3 separate regions of the Homo sapiens genome follow, and regions 2 and 3 are each linked to region 1. The links are chromatin loops, found by intact Hi-C in ENCODE. Cell type or tissue: gastrocnemius medialis. All regions are shown on one strand. Links, peaks and the distances in the headings refer to the core of each region. The heading gives the core; the rest is flanking DNA. Region 1 holds the start of KATNA1 (katanin catalytic subunit A1). Region 2 holds the start of LATS1 (large tumor suppressor kinase 1). Region 3 holds the start of PCMT1 (protein-L-isoaspartate (D-aspartate) O-methyltransferase).

The links. A loop is a pair of places that touch in the nucleus more often than their neighbours do. Peaks named below come from ENCODE experiments on the same cell type or tissue, not always from the same donor. Only the 100,000 strongest peaks of a DNase experiment are listed, where the experiment ranks them.
Region 2: it touches region 1 in a loop (6-fold over the local background); 24 of 110 quality-filtered maps call a loop at or near these places.
Region 3: it touches region 1 in a loop (4-fold over the local background); 10 of 110 quality-filtered maps call a loop at or near these places.

Annotation. Positions count from the first base shown.
Region 1 is chr6:149,644,708-149,651,411 of GRCh38, forward strand. It overlaps KATNA1 (katanin catalytic subunit A1), which reads right to left and starts at 4,007. Exons shown (of 11, transcript NM_007044.4): 1 at 3,762-4,007. RefSeq lists an enhancer at 3,807-3,886 and a silencer at 3,957-4,226. In gastrocnemius medialis, for the core only: no CTCF peak of the experiment used is centred there; a DNase peak (open chromatin) is centred at 4,024; H3K4me3 peaks cover 2,894 bases; H3K27ac peaks cover 2,305 bases.
Region 2 is chr6:149,715,321-149,722,024 of GRCh38, forward strand. It overlaps LATS1 (large tumor suppressor kinase 1), which reads right to left and starts at 2,781. Exons shown (of 8, transcript NM_004690.4): 1 at 2,529-2,781. It overlaps LOC645967 (a long non-coding RNA gene), which reads left to right and starts at 2,301. Exons shown (of 1, transcript NR_134652.1): 1 at 2,301-3,576. RefSeq lists a silencer at 2,271-2,660. In gastrocnemius medialis, for the core only: no CTCF peak of the experiment used is centred there; DNase peaks (open chromatin) are centred at 2,481 and 2,781; H3K4me3 peaks cover 3,207 bases; H3K27ac peaks cover 3,121 bases.
Region 3 is chr6:149,746,806-149,753,509 of GRCh38, forward strand. PCMT1 (protein-L-isoaspartate (D-aspartate) O-methyltransferase) reads left to right here and starts at 2,936. Exons shown (of 8, transcript NM_001360452.2): 1 at 2,936-3,151. The coding sequence starts at 3,097. It also overlaps a transcript of NUP43 not described here. RefSeq lists enhancers at 34-93, 1,936-2,901, 3,867-4,369, 4,370-4,872 and silencers at 2,686-3,075, 3,306-3,542, 3,468-3,762. In gastrocnemius medialis, for the core only: no CTCF peak of the experiment used is centred there; DNase peaks (open chromatin) are centred at 2,816, 3,446, 3,726 and 4,388; H3K4me3 peaks cover 2,416 bases; H3K27ac peaks cover 3,871 bases.

The sequences.
Region 1 (6,704 bases), core at 1,145-6,144:
ATGATTCAACGGCCCAAAACTCATACAAGTCCCTCCAAGCCTTCTTTAAAGGTTCCATGTTTTGAACTCTTTCTAGTCAGATAAAATTCTTTAGAAGCCAATGAATTGATATTTTCTAACAAACATGAATGTAAAGTCTAATCCAAGGCCACATTAACAAATGACTTGAAAAATCCCTGATTATCAAAGAAACAATGTGCTTGCAGAAAATAGTATTAAAGCACTCTTAGTTCCCTAATTGTTAGCCGAAAATAATTTTCCCCATTCCCTTATTACTCTCTAAGCCCAAAACATCCTTCTCGAATGTCACAACTGTAAATTTATGAAATTATCCCAATTTTCAACAATATATCTTTATCATTGCTAAAATTCCACTGCAGGAAGACTAGAAACTGGCTGTATTAAGCACAATATCTGGCAATATTTGAAGAATTGAATCCATTTGAAATAAAAAGCTGGCCGCGCGCAGTGGCTCACGCCTGTAATCACAGCACTTTGGGAGGCCGAGGCAGGTGGATCACCAGGTCAGATCAAGACCATCCTGGCTAACACAGTGAAACCCCATCTCTACTAAAAATACAAAAAATTAGCCGGGCGTGGTGGCCAGCGCCTGTAGTCCCAGCTACTTGGGAGGCTGAGGCAGGAGAATGGCATGAACCGGGAGGCAGAGCGTGCAAGTGAGCCAAGCTCGCGCCACTGCACTCCAGCCTGGGCGACAGAGCAAGACTCCATCTCAAAAAACAAAAAACAAAAAAAAAAAAAAGAAAGAAAAAAAAGCTGACTGACTCAGTGTAAGCACCATGAACTATAAACACAATCTATTGGTTCAACATTAATAGAACACTTATAAAGATGAGATTGCCCCAAAATTCAGGCTCTTGGTTACACAGATTATTAGAGAGAAGGATAACCATACACTATGCCTGCTTTATTCACAGCAAGTTTTTCCTTTACATTATTCTAACAGAACCACCCTTTTGCTTACATGCCTTGAGTATTTATGAGTTAGCTAATGACTAAATTAACTTACTTAGAGTAAGCAAGATGCAATGTGAAATTTTAACTCAAGTGACAGAATCAAATTTTTAAAAATACTGAAATCGCAATTTTACAGCAAATTTTCTAGCAATATAGTATGTGATGCAGTGCTGTCTCTCCACAGAGAAAGTTTTTTTTTTTCTCCTCTAGGATTAGGAAAAAGAAGTGATCACAGAGACTGAAAAAGAACAGGCAAAATATTGAAATATCTGAGTTCTAAGATTCTTATTCTCTCTCTAAACAACAAATACAGGGCCCTGCCTATTTCACACCTAAAGAGGATACCTTACCCATTTAATTTTTAAAGGACTCAGGCTGGGCTCCACTTATTTGCAGTTTTTTTTAACATAATGTGCATGGGTCATTCATTCAAGAAATATTAAAGGAACACCAACTAAGTTGCAAGGAATTGCACTGAAGACAAAAATAAGACAGAATTAGACCTTGAAATCCTTGAAGTTTAATAGAAGGGATATCACCTTATTTATTCTAGGTGGGTTTTCTTTGCTTAGTAAGAGAAGACAAACATAGAATATTATTAAACACAGACTAAAAAATCAGCAGCAATGTTGGAAGGCTGAAAGTGTTTTTTAAATACCTCTCTGTAAAATTTACCTCCTAAAACAAAAAGATCACGAAGCCCAATCATGCATCTTCCTGAAGGCATTTCAGTAAAGCAAGTGTATATGACTTCAAAAGTGGCCATACATTGGTAAGTAATTTTCAGAATGTTCATCTCTGGGATATGAAAGAAACCACATGCTAATTTATAGTCAGCCACTGATGATTACGAATAAGCACAATAAATGAATGACCCATGACCAATTACAGCATGGCATACATTTTTCTTACCTTTATAACCATCATATGATAAATACTTAAGCACAAGAAAGTTACCACTATTTTTTAAAAACACCAAAAAGCAACCTGTTCAGAAAAAAAGTACATATAAAGTCCACTCTATTTGTACAGTAAACTTTCAGTTTACCCTAAACAAACAAATCAGTGAGTTTAATTATTAAAACGTAATTTAAAAGTCATATTCAAGCCCTATCGATAAACGCCACAAGCAAAAGCTATTTGGCATGTTATCAACACTGACCATATTTATGTGATAATACTATCTTTTTTAAACAGTCAAGTGGCTAAAAAAACCCAAACTATTGTTAATAGAAATTCAACAATGTTGTTAATAGAGTGAATTCAACAAGATTCTCTAATCCTCAATATTTGTCAGCATCTTGATACCAGTTTCAAAATGAGGTGGAGAATCCCTTGTGGACTACATAGCATGCCTATTACCTATAAAAATGTAAACGCTTCTTGAATAACCAACGCTATAAAGAAGCTTTATATAGCTTTTCATAGTCTAGGAATGTTGGGAAGTTGATCACTACTGCGTGTTTTTTTTTTTAAAGGTATTTACAGGCCACAACTTGTTAATGTTAATACAAAACAAAGTTTTGCTCCTATTTCTTGGTATAAGAACAAAAACCGGCCGGGCGCAGTGGCTCACGTCTGTAATCCCAACACTTTGGGAGGCCTAGGCGGGCGGATCACAATGTCTGGAAATCGAGACCAGCCTGGCCAACATGGTGAAACCCCATCTCTACTAAAATACAAAAAATTTGCCGCGCGTAGTGGAGCGCGCCTGTAGTCACAGCTACTCAAGGAGGCTGAGGCAGGGGAATCGCTTGAACCCGGGAGGCGGAGGTTGCAGTGAGCCAAGATTGCGCCACTGCACTCCAGCCTGGCGACAGAGCAAGACTCCGTCTCAAAAAAAAAAAAAAAAAAAAAAAAAAGAACAAAACCCAGCTCTTTTGGAAAAGAAAATAGGGCTTTATACTGAGACATTTAAGCCCGTAAAAACATTTCAAGAATCTGTCTTAACATCTACTAAGGTGATTATCATTGTGATTACGTGACAAAGATCTACTGCACCCATTCTAAAACATCGGGAATGTTTTCAGCAATAACTAGAGGTCTAATTTCAAAGAGGAAGACGTAAATTAGTGCTTTCAAGAGAAAAGAGCATCACTGTGCTGTTGGAAGTTAGTAACTAATATAAAAGCGGCCCTTCGCGGTTTTAACAGGAAACTATTTTTGATTAAATAAGAGCTTGAGATTATCCACTGTAAGGCACTTCAGGATCTACGTTTATCTCTAACTTTGTCATCACATTTGTATGAAACAACTGTTTCGAGGGAAAACTTTTCTAAAAGGTACCAACTCTAAACCAAAAGGCCCACAGGCCTTCCAGAGGACGCCGGGCTCTAGAATAAATAAGAAATAACATCCCCAACAATATCACTCGAACCTAACAAATTTTAAGAAAAGAAGTTGCCTCCCAATGTCATGGCCATCGGGATTTTTACCTGTGAGGGTTTCGGGGTGGGGGGCGTGAGCGGGTTCTGGAGAGAACCAGTCGAAAAATCGAAGAACTAAAAACTCGGCTGGTGACTTCGCTAACGACACAGATCAAAAGATGGGATCGACAGGAGCCCCCGAAAAGTCCTCCGCCTGACAGGATTCCTCAGGTAGGGGGACTGTCACCTAAGCCAAGTTATCGTGGACAACAGCAAGGACCTAGGACCTCAGCTCAGGCACAGGCAGGCTCACGGAGGGTTGCGCGGCGGGTTCTCGCTGTGGGCCCCCCGAGTCCCTCACCAGCCCGGCCCTGGAAAATCGGGGGTCCCCAGAGCACCGCCAGAGTGAAAACTCACCTGCGGCGGCCCAAGCTCCTCGGGAAACCGCCCAACGCCAGGCACAGGGGATTGGCGGAGTGGAGATCCCGGCAGCGAGGAAGGAGGGCCTGACCCAGTCCAGCCCACTTTGCTCTCCGCTCACGGCCCCAGTACTGCCCAGTTCAATCGTCAACACCACCTGCCGGCGCGGCTCCTGCTCGCCGAGAATTTGAAGACAAACCCGCCAGGGTCACTTCCGGTGCCGGGGACGACCTCGGCGACTCTGGCGCACGCGGGGCGTCGCCCCGGGAGCGAGGTCGCTGGGCGGGAGCGGCGGAAGAGGGTGTGGCCGGGCCCGGGGCCGCGCGTGCGCATTCTTGCACCGCCTCCTCCCGGCGGACGCAGCGGAGACCAGGGATAGTATAGACCTTGGTGTAGATGGTATTATGGTACTACCTCGCGCGCCTCTGTACCTTGTTCAGGTGCTTGCTCACTTTCCCTCCCACTTGATTTTCACCACACTCACACACACACCGAGGTCAGGTGTCTATTTTAGAGGTGAATGTCCAGGATCAAGCAATTCGTTTATGACAAATCCTGTTTTAGAACCTAGTATTCAGAATTCCCCAGCTGGGCTCCATGTCATGACATAACAATAGGGAGGAGGTAAACAAAGATTCTCGGACACACTGCTAGTGGGATTTTATTTTCTTGATTTTTTAATCACCGTTTTAATATGACCAGACAAGGAAAATGATGCTATTTCATGACTTACAGATATGTACTGCACAGGGCTTCCTCCAGTCTCAATCTCCACCCTCTGCCATCACTTGAGGCAGAATAGGGCACTTCTCACACATTCCTTTAAAAACGCAAGGTAATTAAGTTTCTAACATTAAAGCATCCCGACTGGGCACAGTGGCTCATCCCTGTAATCCCAGCACTTTGGGAGGCTGAGGCGGGAGAATAGCTTGAGCCGGGAGTTCAAGACCAGCCTGGGCAATATAGTGAGACCCCCCGTCTCTACAAAAAGTACAAAAATTGGCTGGACATGGTGGCGCACGCCTGTAGTCACAACTACTCAGGAGGCTGACACAAGAGGATCACTTGAGCCCAGGAGTTGGAGGCTGCAGTGGGCCATGATGGCGCCATTGCACTCCAGTCTGGGAGACAAAGTGAGGCCCTATCTCTAAAAAAATAAAAGCACCCCAGTCATCTAACATAGACATGTAGAAGCAATTCAGGGGAAATACATCCATTCAGTCAACAAATGTTTACTCAGCAACTACTATGTGTGAGACAGTGTTGGCACTGGGTATACAGTGGTCACGAAATAGAATGTTTCATGGGGCTTAAAGTCTTGTAACGTCTCAACTGAGTGGAAAATGATAGTTTCACTGTAGTAAATATGAACTCTATTGTAATAGGGAACAGGAAACTATATTTAGTATATATTTTTGGAATCAAAACCAATTCAGGGAGGTACAGATTAATTACCCTAATTCAACCTTCATCCTTTATGTGAGTTCAAAGGTATGCTAATTTATAAAGCCAATTTACAGTTAAAAAACTTCTCAAAGGCCACAAAATTAATACATATTGTATGATTCCATTGATAAGAAATTCTAGGCCAGGCACGGTGGCTCATACCTGTAATCCCAGCACTTTGGGAGGCCGAGACGGGTGGGTCACTTGAGGTCAAGGCGTTTGAGACCAGCCTGGCCAACATGGTGAAACCCCGTCTCTACTAAAAATACAAATATTAGCTGGGTCTGGTGGCGCACACCTGTAATCTCAGCTACTTGGGTGGCTGAGGCACGAGAATCGCTTGAACCCAGGAGGCAGAGGCTGCAGTGAGCCAAGATCGCGCCATTGCACTCCAGCCTGGGTGACAGAGCAAGACTCTGTCTCAAAAAAAAAAAAAAGAAAAAGAAAAGAAATTTTAGAACAGGCAAAACTAATCTATAATAATAGCTGATCAGTGGTTGGCTGCCTGAGGCTGTATTCAGGAGGAGGGGGAGAAGAAATAGATTGCTGAAAGTCCCCAGGAAATATTTAAGGTGATGGAAAGGAAATGTTCTGTTAGGGTAGTGCTTACACAGGTGTAAACATTTATTAAAATTCATCAACAGTACACAAACTGGGCACATTTTATTACGTGTACGTACGCGTATTATATATGAAGATTTTTTGGGTTTTTGTTGTTGTTTTGAGACAGAGTGTAGCTCTGTCGCCCAAGCTGGAGTGTAGTGGTGCGATCTCGGCTCACTGCAACCTCCACCTCCCAGGTTGAAGCCTCACCCTCCCCGAGTAGCTGGGATTACAGGTGCCCGCCACCATGCCCAGCTAATTTTTGTATTTTTAGTAGAGACGGGGTTTCACTGTGTTGGCCAGTCTGGTCACGAACTCCTGACCTCATGATCTGCCCGCCTCAGCCTCCCAAAGTGCTGGGATTACAAGTGTGAGCCACCGCTCCTGGCTGAAGACTTTTTTTAGGTGGAAAGACAAACCTCCAGAGAGTGGCTTACATTCACTACTTCCATTTCTTTACTAGCTGTACTAGTCAGGCAGGAGTGGGTTATGCTGTAGCAACCTCTAAGTCACAGAGGCTTCAACAATAGCATTTTTTTCTTATCTACTTTTTATGTTCATAGCTTGAGTGGATGCAGGCAGTGGGACCCTTGGCAGTGAAAAAAAGAAAGGGAAATAAATTGCACAGCCTCTGCCTGGATGTGAAACTTGCTGCTCTGCCTACATATTTTTGGCCAGAGCAAGTCACTGGTCAAGCCTGACTTCAAAGAAATGCAGGTGTTCATCTCTGCATTGTGCCTTGAAGAAGCAGAATATTTGTGTACCACTCTCATGACTAGGAGTCATTTCTTCTTTTACAGTGTGGCTTCTACAACCACCACCCTTCTAAAATGATTGTATCCAAACTGTGACTCAGAAAATCTGAGATTATATTTTCCTGGTGAATGGTCA
Region 2 (6,704 bases), core at 541-5,540, 70 kb after region 1:
GGCCTCCCAAAGTGCTGGTTACAGGCGTGAGCCACTGCGCCCGGCTAGATGTACTATTACTTATAAATCCCTGACTGATGGACATTTAGGTTGTTCCTCATTTTTTTGCTAATGTAAAATAATACTGCAAACTGGTAACTTCAATTATACTGGTAATATTCTTGTTCTGAGTTCAGGTGGTAAGTTCATGGATGTTCATTTTATTATGCCTCATAGTTTAATAAAATGAACATATGTATAATATACATATAGCATATTCCTTGCACATAACGAAATTAGTTAATAAAAAAATTGCTGCAATAAAAATTCTTGTGCACACATTGCTGAGCATTTTTCTTAAAATAAATTCCCAGAAGTGGAATTGCTGGATCAAAGAGAATACATATTTAAAATTCTGATACTTATTGTCAGAATGCCTTCTAGAAAGTTATACTAATTTTATAATCCCCACAACAAGGTATGGTTAATACTGGCATTACTAAATCTCAACAATCTTTGCTGCTATGACATGTGAAAATTCAAATTATTACTAGGCAAAAAGAATTTTTAAAATAATTCTTCAAAGCAAAACTGCTTACCTTTTTAACCCACACTACGATGGGGCCAGATTCGTCTTAATAAACAATTCTGATCATGTCACCTACCTACCCCATAACTTTCAATGACTTTAATCTCATGGTTAAAGTAAGAGCTCTGGAATCAAACTGCCTGGGTATGACAGATCGCCATTTTTTTTTTTTTAAAGTTCAGACCCTCATCAAAAATACAAACATCAACAAACAAGTATCATTGATTAGTTTGTCCAACTTAGGAAAAAAAAAATGATACCATTACATAAGATTTCAAAGTGTTAATTTGGGTTGAATTAAGTTTATCAGAAAGGTACCCTGGCTGGGTGCAGTAGTGCACCTGTAGTCCCAGCTACTTGAGAGGCTGTGGTGGGAGGATTGCTCGAGTCCAGGAGTTGGAATCCAGCGCAGGCAACATAGCGAGTTCCCATCTTTAAAGGAAACTGCATACTGACATTTTCTTCAGTTCACTTTCTAATAATTGTCAGATCAAAAGTGAAAGCAACGCTGTATCTTCATGCTGAAAAATGATTGCTGTTCCTACTTAGCGAAAATGTTATTCAATGACTAAATAACTTTTGTGATGTATAACAATCTCCCATTGATGTAAATAAAACATCTAAAATAACCAAATAACCAGGGTTAGAACAGTTCCAACACTATTTATATAGAACAAGGACTTGCAATAAAAACAAAACAAAAATAAAAACGACCTACACAATGAAAGCCAGATATTATACATTAAAAATGTAGTAGAAGTATTTTTTGGTGAGCAGCAAGGCATATTCCATCAATATTTAGGCATAGAATGTGCCATTCCAAGCATGGACCATGATCTAGTTTCTTGCAGTAGCAGCCAATTGGACTAACACAATGCTACTTCTTTTACTGTTCAATCAAATTCCTCCACTGCCTTAAGGAATCAACTACCCCATTTTACCGTCAGAGATAATAAGCTTTGTTTTCGTAGCACAGAACATTCACTCCAATTATAATGTCCTACCTTTTCTTCCTCATGGAGGAAATTTGATAAAAAATTAAGTTTATCAGAAACTTCTGATAAACTGATAAACTGATAAATTTATTAACCTTCAATAAATAATTCATAAAGTTCAAACAAGTTTCATGATCGCTAACATTCAAATCCATTTCCAAAACTGGAGTTATACAATATTACTTCTGTGCATGAGATTATACTTATTGTTCACTAGATTTATGAATAACTTCTGGAGGATGATACATGTTTTAAAAGCCGTATTAACATATGAGTTGACAAACATTAAATTTTGTTCCCTTAGAAATTGACAGAGAAGTCAGAATGGGGATAAATCAAGTCATCTGAGGCATTCATTGAGCTACAAGCTATTTCAGGTTATAAAAAACACTGTTCCCTTAATTGTCGTTCCTTCATTTGCTGTATTTATATACACACTCCTACTCCATAAAGACCTCTCCATCTCTCCCACCTCTTCCAACTATGAACAGTAACCTAAAATCACACTGAACTAGACGTAAGAGACTCCCAGGATTTCTCTAAGGTATACCCAGGATCAAGGCCCTCTGGGATCCAAAGAACTGTAGCTCTTTTACTGCAATTTTCCTTCAGAACCACCTTTCCCGTTCCTTCCCTCCTGGACACCGCCGACTCGCGTGTTGGGGGTGGGGTGGGAGACACGCCGCCAGAAAGACAGGCTCTACCCAGCCAAACCTGCACCTCCGAGGCCGAAAAGCCTGGGGCTCTTCCTGCAGCACCGGGCGCGGCCAACCCTCGCTTCCCCAGGGCAGGGCTCAGCTCGGGTCAATGCAACCAGCCAAGTCAGGCCCGGAGCGGGCCGGCTCTGCCCGCCAGTCCAAACCTCTGGACCCTCGCCAGCGGGGATGGGCGTGGGCCCCGGCGGCCACCGCCCCGCCAACTCGAGCACTGGAGGAGCGCACCCGCTACGCCAGCCCCGGACCTACCTGGAGGGGAGAGCAGAGCTCCTGGACAGCGGCCACGGGCCTGAGGGCGGACGCTGAGGCGGCCAGAGTCCGTCCCAGCAACCCCAAGTATCCCTGGTGGGGCAGAGCGGGGAGACGAACGGGGGGGCTGCCGCGGGCCAGCGCGGCCCGTCCCAGGGGTCGTGAGGACCTGGCTCTCCCCTTAACACCAGGCCACCGCCGCCGCCGCCGCCATTTTGCCTTCCACTCAGTGTCGCCGCCGCCGCACTCCGCTGCAGGTTTCCCGGATGTGGGCATTTCCCGGCGTCGCTTGCGCGGGGGCCGAGGACTGGGGGCTTTTGCCCGCCCGGCTGCTGCGAGGGAGCGCGCAGCCTGCGGCCTCCGGGCTTCGTTGCGTCGCCCGCAGCTCTGATCGTTCGTGAGCGTCGCCCCACGTCGCTCCCGCCTGCCCCTGCCCATACGACTCGCCCGCGCCCGTGGGTTAAGGCTGTCTCCCGCCCAGCCTACTTGGTTGATTCAATCCTTTTCCCCATTGATCTATTTCTCTGGACCGAGTAGGGATGTGCATTTCACGGAGCTACGTTCTCAGAAGGGAACAACTGAGTTGCTCTGGGAAACCTCCCTGTGGACCTCAGAATTCCAGATTTTTGGCGCTTTGAAATAAAATTTTATTCTTGCTTAGCGTTCTTTCCCCGAACAAGCCGGTGAGCTTCCAGCATCTGTATTTTCTGAATCCGGCAGATAAGAAATGCTTGAGCCAGGACCGATTGATTAGCAGCGGTTTAGAGATCTTATCTGTCAACCGCATCCGTAGAAGGAGATCGTTATTGCCATAATTGGAATACCGGTGACGGTGTGACAAGAGGTTTTACTTCTGGTTAAGCTGAATGTAAAGTGTGGGATGGGATCGTTGGGTTTGATGTATAAGGTACGGTCCACCCTTTGTGAAGATCGCCTTTGCCAGTTTTTCCTCTAGGAAATATACAGTTAGTGTTTTCAAGTACCTTCTTTCGTAATTTTTCTACTACAGAGTACAAAAAAATTAAAGACATCTTTTTCTGACGTTAAAGTAATAACTGGCTACTTACTGTATCTAGAAATCCAAATGTGAAAACCCGTTAAAAGATTATGTTCCGGACGGGCGCGGTGTCTCACGCCTGTAATCCCAGCACTTTGGGAGGCCGAGGCGGGCGGATCACGAGGTCAGGAGATCGAGAACATCCTGCCTAACACGGTGAAACCCCGTCTCTGCTAAAAAATCCAGAAAAATTTGCCCGGCGTGGTGGCGGGCGCCTGTAGTCCTAGCTACTCGGGAGGCTGAGGCAGGAGAATGGCAGGAACCCGGGAGGCGGAGCTTGCATTGAGCCGAGATCGCGCCACCGCACTCCAGCCTGGACGACAGAGCGAGACTCCGTCTCAAAAAAAAAAAAAAAAAAAAAAAGATTATGTTCCAAGAACATTTGGTTGAAAGTCTATTTTCTACAAGCACAGAGTTTGTAGAAGGCAATGTGACCCAAGGTGGGTCACTAAAGAGCCCCAGGGCTTACTTTCTTCAACGTAAGGGTGCCCCATAAAGACCTTTTCAGCCCTAAAATTATATGAATTATAGGAATCTAATATGTCCACAGGTCTGCTTGCCCTATCCAAAAGGATTATGCATCTGGAAGGGCAGACTGCCCCCAGAATCCTGTCACGTCTGTCATCAACCCATGGTACTTAAGCTCCTCAATGCTCTCTAAACCTAAAGGAAAGTATCTCCACAAACTCTAGTCTTTGGGGAAATTCCTAGATAATTCAGGGAGCTGAGTAAATTGCTCTGTGTAGGACTAGGAGGCTTACTCCTGTGAAGTAGGGCGAGAGATAAAAGAGCAGGGAAAGCAGAGGTGGAATGATCAGGAAGAGAACTGACGAGATGCAAAGCATTGGGGACTGTAGGTGCGGAGAGTGATGATGGTTGGGGAAATACTTACTGTGGGTGCTGGATGTGTGGGAATGGTGATACCTGCCATCACATTTGCAGGTTTTTATATTATTGTGATGGAAGATCTTGGTCCAGTTTCAGCCTACTCAATTCTTCAGTGCTTCATGGAAATGGGGCTTGTTTTTAGCAATAGATGTAGAATCCGATTTCATGCTTGTGTGACCTTAGAAAGGAATTAGGGGGCAGTGTACATGGAAGAAGTCTGGAGACCAGTGTGGCCCTGAGAACATAAACCCTTCCAGAAATTCATACGATCTTAGGGGAAGACACCAGACTATGTGCCACCCACTCTTAAGGAATGGGGAGTTGTGCTCCATCTTCTTGAAAGTGGAGAATCCAGCCAGACTCTGTCCCCAAAAAATAAATAAATAAAATAAATAAAGTGGAGAATTCAAATAAATTATTTGACATTCTGCAGATTTATCCCTTCTCCTTTATTTATTCAAACATTTATTGGCCGGGTGTGGTGGCTCACACCTATAATCCTAGCACTTTGGGAGGCCGAGGCAGGCGGATCACTTGAGGTCAGGAGTTCCAGACCAGTCTGGCCAACATGGTGAAACCTCGTCTCTACTAAAAATAAAAAAAATTGGCTGGGCGTGGTGGGCGCATGCCTATAGTCCCAGCTACTTGGGAGGCTGAGGCAGGAGAATCGCTTGAACTCAGGAGGTGGAGGTTGCAGTGAGCCGAGACTGTGCTACTGCACTCTAGTCTGGGTGACAGAGCAAGACTGTCTTACAAAAAAAACAAAAAGCAAAAACATAAACAAAACAAAAACTCGTTATGTCAGTATGGCCTCATGGATATTTATTTTATGCTTTGGGTATTTATTTTGTTGCTCAAGTTGTTTCAGTTTTGGCCACTGGAGCTCTTTCAGTTGGCGTGTGTGTGTGTGTGTGTGTGTGTGTGTGTGTGTGTTTTAAAGAACTTTCTGCCCAGTTTGGTGGCTCACCCCTTTAATCCCAGCACTTTTTAATCCCAGTACTTCTGGAGGCTGAGGCAGGAGGATCACTTGGGCCCAAGAGTTCAAGACCAGCCTGGGTAACATAGCAAGACCTCATCTCTATAAATCAGCCAGGTGTGGTGGTACACAACTGTAGTCCCAGCTACTCAGGAGGCTGAGGCAGAAGGATCGCCTGAGCTCAGGAGGCTGAGGCTGCAGTGAGCCGAGATCTAGCCACTGCACTCCAGCCTGGGTGACAAAGCAAGACCTCACCTAAAAAAAAAAAAAAAAAAAAAAAAAAGAACTTTCTTCTTTTCTGGCAGTACATTATGTTCCAAAATCTTTTTTTTTTTTTTTTTTTTTTTTTTTAGATGGGGTCTCACTGTGTCACCCTGGTTGAAGTGCAGTGACATGATTATGGCTCACTGCAGCCTCAACCCCCGGGACTCAGGTGATGCCTCAGCATCCAAGTAACTTGGGATTACAGGCGCAGGCCACCATGTCCAACTTTTTTTTTTTTTGAGACCAAGTTTCTCTTGTTGCCCAGGCTGGAGTACAGTGGCGCCATCTCTGCTCACCGCAACCTCCGCCTGCTGGGTTCAAGCAATTCTTCTGCCTCAGCCTCCCTGAGAAGCTGGGATTACAGGCATGCGCCACCATGCCTGGCTAATTTTGTATTTTTAGTAGAGAAGGGGTTTCTCCATGTTGGTCAAGCTGGTCTTGAACTCCCGACCTCAGATGATCTGCCCATCTCGGCCTCCCAAAGTGCTGGCATTACAGGCGTGAGCCACCGCGCCTGGCACGCCTAATTTTTGTATTTTTTGTCGAGACCAGGTCTCCCTATGTCACCCAGGCTGGCCTTGAACTCCTGAGCTCAAGCGATCCGCCCGCCTTGGCCTCCCAAAGTGCGGGATTACAAGCTTGAGCTGCCGCGCCCAGTTCTCCAAGATATCTTGTATATTTCTTGCCCCGGTTCAGGGATCACCATTCCTCCAAGGATCCCTGGTTCCTTTTATTGGAATATGGTATAAGAAACCAAATCTGGGTGCTAGGTGTATGCCTTGCTACTGGTGTATCATGGATTCTAAGACTTCTCTGGCTAAGATTTTTTAGTTTATTCTACCCCTATAGAGGGGTAAAAACTCTTCTGATTTTTTGCAGCTACAAATTTTTTAAAAAATACTTTAATTAAATTTAAATTAATGTAATTTAGTTTTGAGTCATGCTGTGTCACCCAGGCTAGAATGCAATGGTGCAATCTCGGCTCACTCAC
Region 3 (6,704 bases), core at 894-5,893, 100 kb after region 1:
ACAGAACAAAAACAATGCAGTAGAAACCACCTTGAAACCACACCTAAGCAGTTGCAGGTCACTGCGCATAGAAAACGATTCAAAAATCCTTAAATACTCGTGGAAGTACCTCGAATAAAGTGCCAACCTACTATCCCAAACCTCTCCCTCTTGTCTCCCAAACAAATACTTTGCTTCAAAGTTAATACACACTGTCAGAGCCTGGAGTTGGAATTCTGAAAGACTCCAGTTTTAGTTTTGATGCCAATTGCCTAGCTTTGATCAATTCAATTACGTGCATGATTAAGAATGAAGTTTGTGATACCTATTGTCAACGGCCCAGGAATCAGTTTTCTAGGTTCCTTCTGTGCTTTTGGTTACACCTATAATATTCTTCCCTTCCTCTTTACTCCTCAGAATCCTGCCTATCCTTCAAGGATCTGTTCTTTCCTTTACCATTTCCTGACGACCCCAGCCAATGTTGATCTAAATCAACACCATTTTTTTTCTTTTTTAAGACAGGGTCTCTGTGGCCCAAGCTGGAGTGCAGTGGTACAATCTCAGCTCACTGCAACCTCTGCCTCCGCCTCCCAGGTTCAAGTGATTCTCCCACCTCAGCTTCCAGGGTAGCTGGGACTACAGGTGTGCGCCACCATGCCTGGCTAATTTTTTTTTTTTTTTTTTGGAGAGACGGGATTTCACCATATTGGCCAGGCTGGTCTCGAACTCTTGACCTCAGGTGATCCAACTGCCTTGTCCTCCCAAAGTGCTGGGATTACAGGCGTGAGCTAGCATTTGATATCTAGACCACTAATGACATATATTTTGGATATATCTTATGTTAGTTTTCTTTAGATGCATATTCCTCCCCCATTAGAATGTAAATCCTACTGAATACAAGAGATATGACTTATTCAACTAAAAAATGAAGCTCTTTTACACTATAGGTATTCATAACTGTATGTTGGTTATTTCTTTAAAAAGGGCCATTATGCTACTGTTGTTTTTATGTGATATTGGTAGTCCTACTTCACAGGGACAGTTTACGGAAGCACTGCATGTAAATGCAATCCATCTGGGTCAGCTTTAGAGTTACCAGTTTCCTATCAAGGATTTGACTTTTTTCTTTTCTCCAAATGGAAGATCATCAAGAAACTGTAGAAAGATGAAATGGAAAATATTAAGTGGGTTACAGTCCCAAATCAACAATTTTATTCATGTTTAATATTGAAGTAAAGAACACTGTTTTGGCCAGGCACGGTGGCTCACGCCTGTAATCCCAGCACTTTGGGAGGCCAAGGCAGGCAGATCACGAGGTCAGGAGTTCAAGACCAGCCTGGTCAACATGGTGAAACCCTGTCTCTACTAAAAATACAAAAATATTAGCTGGGCATGGTGGTGCGTGCCTGTAATTCCAGCTACTCGGGAGGCTGCGGCAGAATTGCTTGAACCGGGACCTGGGAGGTGGAGGTTGCAATGAGCCAAGATCATGCCACTGCATTCCAGCCTGGGCTACAGAGTGAGACTCCGTCTCAATCAAAAGCAAAAAAACAAAAAGAAACCAGTTTTGCCTGTAGTTTCATTTATGGTCACATAATCCCAGAAAATAGGTAATGTTGATTTTGGATTGGAAGCAGGCCAGTGTCACATTTTACAAAATCGGATAAGAACTAGAATTTGAAAATTGTGCTGATATAGTGGCACAGATGTCTTAGCTTTGTTTCCTTCTAAAAGATTACTGGAGGCCGGGCGCTGTGGCTCATGCCTGTAATCCCAGCACTTTGGGAGGCCGAGGCGGGCGGATCATAAGGTCAGGAGATCGAGACCATCCTGGCTAACACGGTGAAACCCTGTCTCTACTAAAAATACAAAAAATTAGCCGGGCGTGGTGGCGGGTGCCTGTAGTCCCAGCTACTCGGGAGGCTGAGGCAGGAGAATGGCCTGAACCTGGGAGGCGGAGCTTGCAGTGAGCCGAGATCGCGCCACTGCACTCCAGTCTGGGCGACAGAGCGAGACTCCGTCTCAAAAAAAAAAAAAAAAAAAAAAAAAAAAGTTACTGGACTAGATGATGGCTGGATTCTGTCAGTCTCAGGTCTAATTAGGAGTCAGCGATTTGGACGCGACAAGCAATGTTCTCAGTGAGCTTCTCACTCATGGTCTTGCAGAGCTGAGAGCAATAAAGCCACGGTGGAATTTGTGAGGCTTAATTAGGTGGAAATGCACACTTACGTCGGGAGAATAACACGTTCACCAAAGGACACAGTGGTATTTTTTAACCAATCGCAACTCTGTACGTTGGTATTATTCTAAGGGAGCAAAGCTTTGCCCCAACCCCCACCCCCATGTCCTGGTACTCTTCCACTCTGAGAGCTTTAGAACCGGGGTTCCAAAGTCTCTGCTTAGCCTAACAGTGACGTGCTTGTCACAAAGCCAGAGGCCGGTGTACTCGGGTTAGAGAGGGCCTTTGTCGTTGGGTTTTATTCTTATTGTATTATTCGGGCTCCACCGACCCAAATATTAGTCAACTGGGTTGGGCGAGGTAGGACGGATGAAGCCCACCGTCTAACAATCTGGACATCTATAGGAGCAGATCCGCCGCTCGAAACAGCTGACCCAGCGACGACTGCGGAACCACTAGCAGCGTCTGCACAGATCGACCCCGCCATCCCGCCGTCCCGCTCGGTGACCGGAGACACAGCCGGGAACGCGACTGATCAGGCTACCGAGCCGGGCCGCAGGGCGAAAGCGGTGCGGTCCGAGGCCTCAGAAAGGGACACGCAGCAGCGGAAGTGGCGCTGACTCAGCCCGGCCTCCCTGCAGTCCCCTGGCAGCGGTAGCAGCCACAGGGGCGGGCGGCTGGGCCACACGCCTCCCCCGCCCTCGGCCCCACCCGGCCGCACCCTAAGCCGCGCGGCGTCACAGAGCGCATGCGTGCCGCGGGGGATGCCGGGAGCGCGCAGTGGCGGCAGCGGCGGCGACGGCAGTAACAGCGGCAGCTACAGCGGGGACGCGAGCGGGGCGGTGACGGTGTGGGAGGTGGTCTCACTCTTGGGAAAACTGCTGGGCACCGTCGTCGCGCTGAAGGTGGTTCTGTACCTGCTCCGAGTGTGCTTAGCGATGGCCTGGAAATCCGGCGGCGCCAGCCACTCGGAGCTAATCCACAATCTCCGCAGTAAGTGCCACCTCCGCCCGTTGTAGGGCAGCTGGGGCAGGCTGGGCCTGGACCGGGTCCCCCTGGGCCGTCCGGAACGTTCTGTCTGTCCCCGCGCGCCTGTTGGAGGGCTTCGGCGCAGAGTTGCCCCGGTAGTCCCGAACGGCGTGCGCTTGCAGTCGCCTCCCTCGGGACCTGTCACTCGTCGACGACGTGGACTGGAAGGGGAGAGAAAGAGCCAGGGGCCGCTGCTGGTGGGGGCAGGGGCAGTCGTCTCCCTGCAGGCCCTGGGGGAGGGAGTGCAGTACAGGTGATGCTGCTGTCACTCAGGTCCGCGTCCGGGTCCGGCTTGTGAGGGGCGTGCCTTCGGGGTGGGAGCGTGTGGGCTAGGCCTTATGGAGAGTGGGCTGGCGCTCAGGAGACCCCACCCTCGTCCCCTGCATTTTTCTCACCTTCCTCCTCCATAATCAACCTCGCTGCAAGCTTTCCCTCTTATGCAGCCTCCCCCGCCCTCCGTTTTTTCCCCTGGAGGGAGATGCCACCGTCTGATACAGGCGAGGGGAGGAAGATGAGAGTATTGCCATTGCAGATGCTGGGAGAAATTTCTCGGGCGGCTGTCCAGTGGAAAGCTCCGTGCGGGGCGGAGAAAGAACAGGGGATGCTGTTCCTGAGAGACTTGTATTTCAGGAGCCTTTGCAGGTCCTGGATCAGCAGAGGGTTGTGTGTCTGATGTTCTAACTTTTTTCAGGGCTACCATAGGCTTTAAAAACCTTATGTGGAGTTTCTTTATATCACTCTCCTTAGTTACTGTATTCCTTCTTCTGATGATAATTTTAGGATAGGATGAGTGCTGTGTCACTTTCTTTTTTTAAATCGAAATATAGCGTCCCCGTTTTGTTGGGAGACTACAAGGGCCGCAGTCTATAATAAACTCACTGGTCAGAATTTATAGCATTATTCGCTACTATGCAGTAATCATATCTTGTCACATGGTATTTTTAATTGTCCTGTGTTACTTAGCTTTTCATGTGTTTGTCTTATTTCTCAACTCGATTTGTAATTTCCTTAACGGCTGGCACCATTAAAAAAAATTTTTTTTGGCCGGGCTCATTGGCTCACGCCTGTAATGCCAGCACTTTGGGAGGCCGAGGCGGGTGGATTACCTGAGTTCAGGAGTTCGAGACCAGCCAGGCCGACATGGTGAAACCCCATCTCTACTAAAAATACAAAAATTAGCCGGGCGTGGTGGTGCCTGCCTGTAATCCCAGCTACTTGTGAGGCTGAGGCAGGAGAATCGCGTGAACCCGGGACGGGGAGGTTGCAGTGAGCCAAGATCTTGCCACTGCACTCCAGCCTGGGCAACAAGGGAGGAAACTCCGCCTCAAAAAAAAAATTTTTTTTTGAATTTTCTCTAAGAATTTAACAGTCATCCCTTTTTTTCATAAATGCCCATTAAATGTCCGTTATATGCCTAAATCTGTGCTAGACAGACAAAGGTAATTGAGAGAAATTAGGAGTACTGTTTGGCACATGGTTGGTACTTTTTTTTTTTTTTTTTTTTTTTGAGACAGAGACTCCCTCTGTAGCCCAGACTGGAGTGCAATGGCGCGGTCTTAGCTCACTGCAACCTCCGCCTCCCAGGTTCAAACAATTGTCCTGTCTCAGCCTCCTGAGTGGCTGGGACTACAGGCGCCTGCCAGCACGCCTGGCTAATTTTTGTATTTTTAGTAGAGAAGGGGTTTCACTATGTTGGCCAGGCTGATGTCGAACTCCTGACTTCATGATCTGCCCACCTCGGCCTCCCAAAGTGCTGGGATTATAGGCGTGAGCCACCGCGCCAGGCCGGTACTTGATATATTAGTCATTTTGGATTTTTTTTTGGTGGGGGGACAATACTTAATGTGGAAACTGAGTCTTTAGTGTTTGGTAAGAGAGAATGTTGATTATTTTTTTTTTTTAGACAGGGTTTCACTGTCACCCAGGTTGGAGTGCAGTGGTGTGAGCTCGGCTCACTGCAACCCCTGCTTTCTGTGCTCAAGCGATTTTCCCACTTCAGCCTCCTGAGTACAGTGGTGCCACCATACCAGGCTAATTTTTAGGGTTTTTTTTTTTTTTTTGGTAGTTTATGAGATGGGGTCTTGCTATGTTGCCCAGGCTGGTCTTGAACTCCTGGACTCAAGCAATTTGTTGGACTCAGGCTCCCAAAATTTTGGGATTACAAGAGTGAGCCACCGCACCTGGCCATGGTGAATGTTTAGATGTCAACATTTTTTTTTTTTGAGACAGAGTTTTGCTCTTGTTTCCCAAGCTGGAGTGCAATGGCGTGATCTTGGCTCACTGCAACCTCTGCCTCCTGGGTTCAAGCGATTCTTCTGCCTCAGCCTCCCGAGTAGCTGGGATTACAGGCACCCACTACCACGCCTGGCTAATTTTTAGTATTTTTAGTAGAAACGGGGTTTCACTATGTTGGCCAGGCTGGTCTCAAACTCTTGACCTAAGGTGATCTGCCTGCCTCGGCCTCCCAAAGTGCTTGAATTACAGGTGTGAGCCACCACGCCCAGCCTAGATGTCAATATTTTGTCAAGCATTGTCAGGTTCATTTTATGGAATGATGCTTGATTGGAAATGGACATTTATGTGCTACAACAGTAGTATGAAGTATGATTTGGGTTCTCATGGATGGCACATAAGCTCAATATGTTGTAAATATTTTTTACGAAATCCCTTAACATGATCTCAGTGCCTTCTATTGCAGTATATGTACCTGAAACATTTTGTACACAAATTGTGATTAAGTAATTTTCCACCGGTAGGTTATCATAGTAGGCACTTGGCTGTGGCAGAAATTTGTAATCAATCAGGCTCTTAAAGTCTCTCCTTTTTTGGGCCAAATTTGTGGTAAGCCAAGACTAGATAGATCTTTTCCCGGTGGTTTCATAATCACTTTAATGTATTGCATTACTGTTCTTAGCTGAAATTTCTAAGGATGTTTTTCTGTCAGGAAATTTAATAAGGAATATTTAATATACATAGATGTTGATTTTGCAAATAGTTTTATACTAGATTTATGATTGGTAAGAGGAAATTAGAGTAGAATAGTTGTTTAGCCTCTTTTGTAACACTTGTGCAACTTTAGTTTCAACTTCTTGCTGAGGTAATTCTAGCTAATAGATTTCTTTTTATTAGCTTATTATAAAAGTAATACTTGCTCATGTGAAAATTGTAATTGACATAAAATTTGAAAATATTGCCTTCCTTCCTCATTATTCTACTGTGTATATTCTTCCTAAATTAAAGGCTTTTAATTGAAATCTTAGAAAAATATAAAAATGTGATTGTGTTGATGTTGAAATGAAAAGGGGCCTGCTTACTAGAAGGGGAAGGAAATTACATTTTTAATGGTTTTTTTTTTTTGAGACAGAGTTTCGCTCTTATTGCCCAGGCTGGAGTGCAATGGCACGATCTCAGCTCACCACAACCTCTGCTTCCCAGGTTCAAGCAATTCTCTGGCCTCAGCCTCCCGAGTAGCTGGGATTACAGGCAGGCGCCACCACACCCAGCTAATTTTGTATTT